Linked DNA regions of Homo sapiens: region 1 is linked to region 2. The links are chromatin contacts, found by Hi-C in ENCODE. All regions are on one chromosome and are shown on one strand. Each heading gives the region's core, a stretch centred on a gene start or an enhancer-like site at or near the end of the contact. The rest is flanking DNA. Distances are from core to core; before and after follow the strand shown. Region 1 has its middle 6.2 kb from the start of C9orf152. Region 2 overlaps PALM2AKAP2 (PALM2 and AKAP2 fusion).

Evidence for each region. A loop is a pair of places that touch in the nucleus more often than their neighbours do. Pooled maps may share reads with other maps.
Region 1: a loop to region 2 is called in a map of endothelial cell of umbilical vein, with 4 times the contacts of the local background. The contact joins two enhancer-like sites. A Hi-C loop is called at or near these places in 1 of 168 maps with a recorded cell type or tissue (endothelial cell of umbilical vein), 5 of 37 single-sample maps with no recorded cell type and 12 of 50 pooled maps.

Annotation. Positions count from the first base shown.
Region 1 is chr9:110,212,408-110,216,390 of GRCh38, forward strand. No RefSeq gene overlaps it. Among named protein-coding and RNA genes, the nearest start is that of C9orf152, 6.2 kb to the left of the region's middle. Within about 2 kb of position 1,869, at least 6 of the 41 ENCODE cell types and tissues checked have a DNase peak (open chromatin) inside an H3K27ac peak, as active enhancers do.
Region 2 is chr9:109,814,617-109,818,394 of GRCh38, forward strand. The region is part of intron 1 of PALM2AKAP2 (PALM2 and AKAP2 fusion); the gene reads left to right. Among named protein-coding and RNA genes, the nearest start is that of PALM2AKAP2, 36 kb to the left of the region's middle. RefSeq lists an enhancer at 1,582-2,781. Within about 2 kb of position 2,000, at least 9 of the 41 ENCODE cell types and tissues checked have a DNase peak (open chromatin) inside an H3K27ac peak, as active enhancers do.

The DNA.
Region 1 (3,983 bases), core at 619-3,118, 400 kb after region 2:
AGCCTATGCTGTCCTCATTTCTTTTTCCAAGACTACTGCAACAGCCTCTTACCTGTCCCCTCCCTCCCACTTCCACACCTGTCCTCTCATCCATTGATCCTTTGACCTCACAGCAGTTAGTGTTCTCCAAAAGACACAAAGCAAATTGGATCTCATGGCTTCTCTCCCAGTTAAATCCTCCAGTGGCCTCCCAATACACTCAAACTCGCATTCAAATCCTTCTTATGGCCCAGGGGGTTGTGCCTGTCTTGGGTCTGTCTCACCTTTCCAGTCTCTGTGTCAACTTTCCCCTTGCTCTCTACTTTCTAGACAAGATTTCCTATAAGTGGGTTCCAGATATGCCTATGACTGAGACCCACAACTCCTGGGCCGGGTGTCTCCAGCCACAAACAGCTTCTGCATTTATTCCAGTGATCTATACAAATAGTGTCATTTTCTAGGTGTGCCATGATGTGAAAGAGGGGAGAAAAGCATTCTCACCGCTTTAGCCTTCTCTGAAGGAATTTCTTGAATTCCACCAATGTCTTTTCCTCCTTGGAGCTTTGGTATGTGCTGTTCTTTGTCTTCTAGAACACTCCTTTACTTACTTTCACCTCAACCGTATCTTCATTATATTTCCATCCTTGGCAGCAACCACATGTCCCCTAGCTAACTTGTAAACACCTTCAGTTCTCAGCTTTAAAAAGTGGTACAGTGTAAGGATTGAGAGCATGAACTATGAAGCTAGACTATGCGGGTTTGCGTCTTATCTTCCCTATTCTTAGCTACTCTCCCCTTGCTCTCTAGAGTCAAGTGTGCCTTTGGGTTAGTTAAGTGACTGGAGTCTTGCTCTGTCACCCAGCCTGGAGTGAAGTGGCGTGATCTCAGCTCACTGCAAGCTCAGCCTTCTGGGTTCAAACGATTCTCCTGCCTCAGCCTCCTCAATAGCTGGGACTACAGTTGCGTGGCACCACACCCGGCTAATTTTTGTATTTTTAGTAGAGATGGGGTTTCACTATGTTGGCCAGGCTGGTCTTGAACTCCTGACCTCAGGTGATCCACCTGCCTCGGCCTAAGTGCTGGGATTACAGGCGTGAGCCACCACACCCGGCCTAAGATGTCCTCTCTTAGCAGTATGCCTTTGGGCCAGTTACTTAACTTCACTGTGCCTGCAGATAGAGCGATTACCAAAGAGAGGGAGCCGGCTTGAGCTGAGCAAACAAGCAAAACGGACTTCATCAAGCATTGCCTTCCAGGTGCTAGGCACGTGACAATATTGCGCATGTGTTGACTCATTTAATCTGTTTAACTCTATAAAGTAGATGCCAAATTATTATTATTATCATCCCCATTTTCCAGATGGGAAACTTGAAACTCAGCAAGGGACTTTCCAACTCCAAATGCTTTTCCTCTCCGGAGCGTCACTGCTCTATGCCAGTTACATACAGAGTAATATATTGGAATGCTATTTGCCTGGGGACAGTAAAGTCCCACCTCCAGCCTTGATCAGGATCCAGGTGTAGTCAACAGATCCCAGTCTGGCTAATTTAAGCAGAAAGAGATTTCACATGGGGAATTGGTGCTGGTAAAATTATTAGCAGAGCAGGAAGAGCAACATTAGGCCTCCAGACCACTCTTCCTCTACCCTTGTAGTTTTTCCAAAGATGGATAAACACTATCTTTCATCTCATATACCCTTTGGCAACTGAGCTTGCCATTCCCTCATCAAGAGGTGGAGCCTGTATCACTTTCTTAAGTGTGAGTTGGTTGAGTGGTATCATTTGGCTAACAGAATGTGGTAGAAATGACTCTGTGTCTGTTCCTGGTGTAGCCCTAACTGCGGCTTCTGGCAGCTTCTGATTCCTGCTGTTTGGAATGCTGACTGTTGGGATGTGCCTCCTCTGAGCCTGGACACCACGTCATGGGCAGCCTGAACAACACAGTGAGGTGTGTCACGGTAGGTGCGTCAGCCACCAAATTCTGGTGAATTCCCAGCCAATAGCTGGCTTCAACTGCCAGAGAGTGAGACCCCAGGACATCCAGCCCAGTTGAGCCATCAAATAACTGTAGCCCGGTGCACATCTGAATGTAACGTCATAAGAGAGCCCAAGGGAAGCTTACCTACTTGAGCCCAGTTTATGCTTAGACCATGAGAAGTAATAATAAATTTTGTTTTAAGTCACTAAGTTTGGGGATGGTTCATTACACAGCAACAGATAACTGGAATATTTCTGATTATGTATGAGTATACTACCACTGCTGCTGAAGCTGCTGAACAGGAAAACCACCTGCCAAATTAGGAAACTTCTAGGACAGCTCTTTGCCCCCAAACCACACCACCTGGGCCATGAACCACACCTACAAAATGGGCGCCTGCATCCTGCCTCTTTGCCCATAGAATCTTAGGAAAGCACAGCTGATTGCTCAACCCAAAGCATGTCCAGAATCCTAACTGCAAGGAAATCTGGGAAATGTAGCTTTTAAAAGCTCCCCAGCCTTTGTAAGATAAAAGATTTAAATGGATATCGAAATAAGCAATCCACAGTACAGCCACCCATCCTAATTCCTAAATCACCAAGCAATAGCAAGACTCAAGAAAATAGAGGGAATGTTTAAAAAAGTTATGCTGCATAATTCAGACTCTTTTCACCCAAGATATCTTTTGCATTTATTATTCTATAGACCTTTGGGACACAGCTCAGCACACTCAATTATTATCATGTTCAAAGAGATCTTAGCTGTATCTGGCTGTATTTCTATATCTCTTCTGAAAGTTCTTTGATCTTTGCTATCCACTTAGCAAATACACAAGGCAAAAGAAACAAATGATAGCACTTGGTGATTGGTTACATTTTAACCAAAAGGATGCAGAAATCTTTGTAGGTTGTCATTGTACATAAAAATGGAATATTTTATAGTCTTAAAACATAGGTAAGTTTTATTTTAAAATTGGTTGTAGGTTGAGCTTTTTATTTATGTGGGGTAAAACTCACACTATAGAAAACTCACCATTTTAACCATTTAACATAAACAGTTCAGCAGCATTTAGTACATTCACAATGTTGTACAATCACCACCTCTATCTACTTCTAAAACATTTTCATCACCCCAAAGAGAAACCTCATATCCATTAAGAAGTCATTCTCAGCGGTGGCTCATGCCTGTAATCCCAGCATTTTGGGAGGCTGAGGCAGGTGGACCACCTGAGGTCAGGAGTTCGAGACCAGCCTGAGTAACATGGAGACACCCCGTCTCTACTGAAAACACAAAAATTAGCAGAGTATGGTGGTGCACGCCTGTAATACCAGCTACTGGGATTACTGAGGCACAAGAATCTCTTGAACCTGGGAGGCGGAGGTTGCAGTGAGCCGAGATGGAGACACTGCACTCCAGACTGGGTGAAAGAGTGAGACTCAAAAAAAAAGAAGTCATTCTCCCTTCCCTCTGTTCCCAGCCACTGGCAATCACTCTGCTTTCTTCCTTTAAACATTTGACTACTCTGGATATTTCAAATAAGTGGAATCATACAGTGTGTGACTTTTTGTTCTGTTTTCTTTCACTCATCATGTTTTCAAGGTTCATTCTATGTTGTAGCATATATCAACACTTCACTCTTTCTTATGATTGAACAATACTCCATTGTGTGGATATATCTTTTATTGTTTATCTATTCATTCACTGATAGACATTTGAGTTGTTTCCACCTTTTGGCTATTGTGAATTGTGCTGATATGAATACTCATGCTAAGTTTTTGTTTAAATACCTATTTTCTATTCTTTGGAGTATATACTCAGGAATGGAATTACTGGGTCATATGATTGTTGTATGTTATTTTTATTGCAAAACTTACTTGGCTGAAATTGTGTTGCATTTTGATGATACTGAAAGATTTTTGCATTGTATGTTTTGGCTTTTCTGTTGATATTCCAAGAGCTCTGCCCTATAGCAGGCTGGCTTTTGTGTGTTAGTTGGTTAGTGTGTTTGGTCTTTTAGAAAGGGGATT
Region 2 (3,778 bases), core at 750-3,249:
ACGGAGGATTTAGAAGGTGGTGTGGGACAATAAGTACTCTGATAGAGAAGCATGTGGTGCTCTCAGAAGTAACTTGTCCATGATCACAAACCAGTAAGTGGCAATTTAATTTTGAACACATGTATATCTGACACCAAGACTCATCTATCAACCATTAAGCTATATCATTGCATAAGCAGTTCCCTGTAACTGGATTGGAAGGTTTGAGATAATGGTGAGAATGGTGAGAAAGAATGATGGAGAGATGGACTGTCTTGTATGCCATTTTAGGTAGAGTTTGGATTTTATCCTGTGGGTCATGGGAATCTCTCAGGAAGTGATCTAGTTGGATATGCATTTTTGAGAGAGTACTCCACTGTAGTATATGAAGTAATTTGAATTGGGAGGGATGGGGAGTGGGCAGTAAGACCACTCAGAGGTGGCTATCTTGATACTGATCCAAGAATGAAATAGGGATAGACTGACATGAGAGAGTGGCTGTGGAGATGGTGAAGAAGGCATGGATTTGATAGTTATGTGGTTGAATTGCTGGAACTTGGTACTGATTGAGTAAAGGGTGAGAGGTATGGAGAAATAAAGTTGATAGCCATGTTTCCAGCATAGACAAGGGGATGGTTGATGTTGAACATGGAAAGAGGGACATATTTTGGGGAAAAGTGATGAGTTTATTTTGGACATGTTGAGATCATAATACCTTCGGAATATACATGTGAGATGCCTGATAGGAAATAACATGTAGGTATGGAATTCAGGAAGGAGATCTGGTTTTGGGGACTTCAGTAAATCTGCATCAAATAGTAACTTTAGCCATGGATGTGAATGAGGCTATCCAGGGAAAGAATGCAAAATATAAGGTCAACCTGGTGACTCACTGTGCTGAGGGAAGCCAGGGAAGCAGAAGGGGAGTCAGGGTAGACAGAAACAGGGGGGTAGGTGAAGATGAAAGAACTTTCCAGGAAGGAGGGAGTGATGCATGGTGCCAAATGCCACTGACAGGCAATGGTACACATTCTAAAAAGTGTCCATTGAACATACCAACTAGAAGGTAACTGGTGGCCCTCACAAGAATGGAAAAGCAGGTTCAGTGAGGTTGTGGAGTGTGGAGTTCAGCTGAGAGGAAGTTGGGGATTAAATGAAGTCTTTGTCTCCCTAAGTGGTGTGGCTGTGAAGGAAAGAAGAGAAGTAAGTCTTAGCTAGAGAGGGCATAGGATTTGCATGGATTGTTTTAAGAAGAGGAAGTCTAAATTCTTAGGTGAAGGAGTTAGGAGAAAATAGTGAAAGAGGTGAAATGCAGGTGAGTGGAGGATAAATGATGGTATGGGGTCCCTGAGAGGTCAGGGCATGATGGAATTCAAGGTACTGGTTATTAGCCTTTTTATGTACAAACAAAAAAGATATTGATGTTCTATTTATGCTAAGTATGGGCTTGTCCTGGGGAGAAAGTATCTTTAACTGAAGCTAGAGAGTTGACAAGGAACATGTACAAAGATCCCTGGACAGTGTTGAGAGCTCAGATAAGGTTGGAGACCACAGATTTGTAGTGTCGTTCTCCTACACTCCAGGGCACCTTATGTAGGTGTTTGATCTTGGGAAATGAGACTGTGCTTAGCTCTCATTTGGGATTTTTGCCAGATACCTGGATGTAGCCAAAGGACGAGGAGGCAAGATTGTTGAGGATATAGGAAGACAGTGCAGTGATTGGAATGGATTGTTCACATGATCTTAGGCGAAAAGACATAAAAATGAAGACAGGAGGGCTATGATGGACTGGGATAAGATAGAGGAAGCTGGAGATTAGAAGATTTGAAAAGACCCAAGAGCAGAGGTGTGAGGACAAGCCAGTGAGAGACAGGGAAAGAGGCGAGGCTGTGGTTGGAGTCTGGGCCGCTGCACCTAAACAGTTCCACATTTAGTGATGAGGCCAGATTTCAGCCCTGAGTGCAGATCGTTGAGGAGAGTGAAGATCAAGGTCATCAGAGTTGAGGTTTTCAGGAAACTGTGGGAATAGGGTTGAATGAGTCATGAACACAAACACTGAAGTCACCCCGGATGATGGTGGGATTTCATATAGCTCCTGTGAGCCAAGGAATGAAGTCATCAGTGGATGTACGGAAGTGACCAGAAGATCAGCTGGGGACAGAGTTAAGGAGAGAGGGAACAAGGGAACAGATGAGACTTTTTCCATGAGGGCAGAGGAGTCATGGTCTGGAAATGACATGAAGGAGAAAGAAAAGTGCCAAACCCACTTCCTGATCCTAATGCCATCTGGCTTAAGAGCCCATATTCATTGAGTCTGAAATGCAACGGACAACTACCAGTTTGTCTGGAGGCGGTACAAATACTCTTCTAATATTTTTTTAAAAACTATAGGATGTAGTCTATTTTCAACTTTATTCAACCAGATTTATTTACCCCTACCGAGTTTTCTAAATCAGTGAATCAGTATTTTAAGGAATAAATCTTAGGCACATAAAATGATAGGAATAAAATATGTATTATAAAGCTTCTTTAATCAATACAAGCTATTCTTATAAGTCTATTGGTTAATGTCTAGATTGCCGTGCCCACTTAAAATGGGAAAACATTCCAGTTGGCACTTTGTGGATGTTGAGTTGCTACTTGGACACAGTTACTGGCCTTTTGGTCTGATCAGAGGCCAATTTTGAGCTAGGAGTTTCCCATGCATATGCATGATGTCCTACTATCTGTGATACATGCTGGGCATCTGAGCCTGCCTGGTATGCTAATGATCAGACCAGGGAAATGCACATCACTGTGAGTCACAAGGGTAGCACGTCTAATCTAAAAAATTCAAACCCCTATAATTAGAGTTCAGATGTCTTCATAGCTCTATTCCTCAGATTTTTTTGATCTGAAAAACAAAAGCAAACAACAAACAATTGTGTAAAAATAGACAGTCTAGGCTTGTGTAAATTTGCAGTGGAAATCTGCCTCTCTGATGAGCCATACAGTGTCTATGGGTTGAAAAACGAAATTCAGAAAGCAAATAGTTGGTCACCTTAGAGCCCAGAGGGATGCTCAGAATTCCCTAACCTCACAGCGGTGACTACTGAAAGTTTCATTCTGTTTTATGACTTGACTTGCAGCGAGGAAGGTAGCACAGCTGTAAACCAGCTGTATTTTATTTACGCTTGGAAACAGGGCCCCTTTGTTCCAAATGTTCCTGGCCCCCTCCCTCAATTTCATGGATTTAGGTTGTTAGTGGAAAAGTAGTTGTTGAAATATCAGTTCACTCTTGGAACCTGCCACTCACCAGGACTTCTGGCAACCAGTGAGCCTTTTTGTGATATGCAGCAAGGTAAAGAAGTCGTTAAGTGGATCTCCCACATGTTCCTCTGTGACTTCATTCATAGAAATGCGCTGATAACTGAGTTACATTAAGCGCAGTCTTCCCAGCTGTCTGAGGACATAAGGGATGTAGCGCCTCCTAGTGGAGGGAATTTCTTAGCATGTGTTCAACCCCGCACATATTTTTGGAATGAGGCAAGGTATTTAAAAATAGTGTACGCTAATGAATGTATTTATTATATCTGGGTAGCAGCGAAACAGAAAAGGTATAAATAAGCCTTTCGAAAAATGTACTTGCTACACAATCTCTTTTTTTTTGACAAGTCAGCCCTTGAATACAAATAATCTTTTAATGGTGAAAAAAATGACTGAATCATAGCATCTTATAAACATAGGAGCTATGGGTATCAATAACATGGAAACTGAAGCTGTGGTTATTTTTGAGTGGAAGAAGAGGGATTAAAATTGG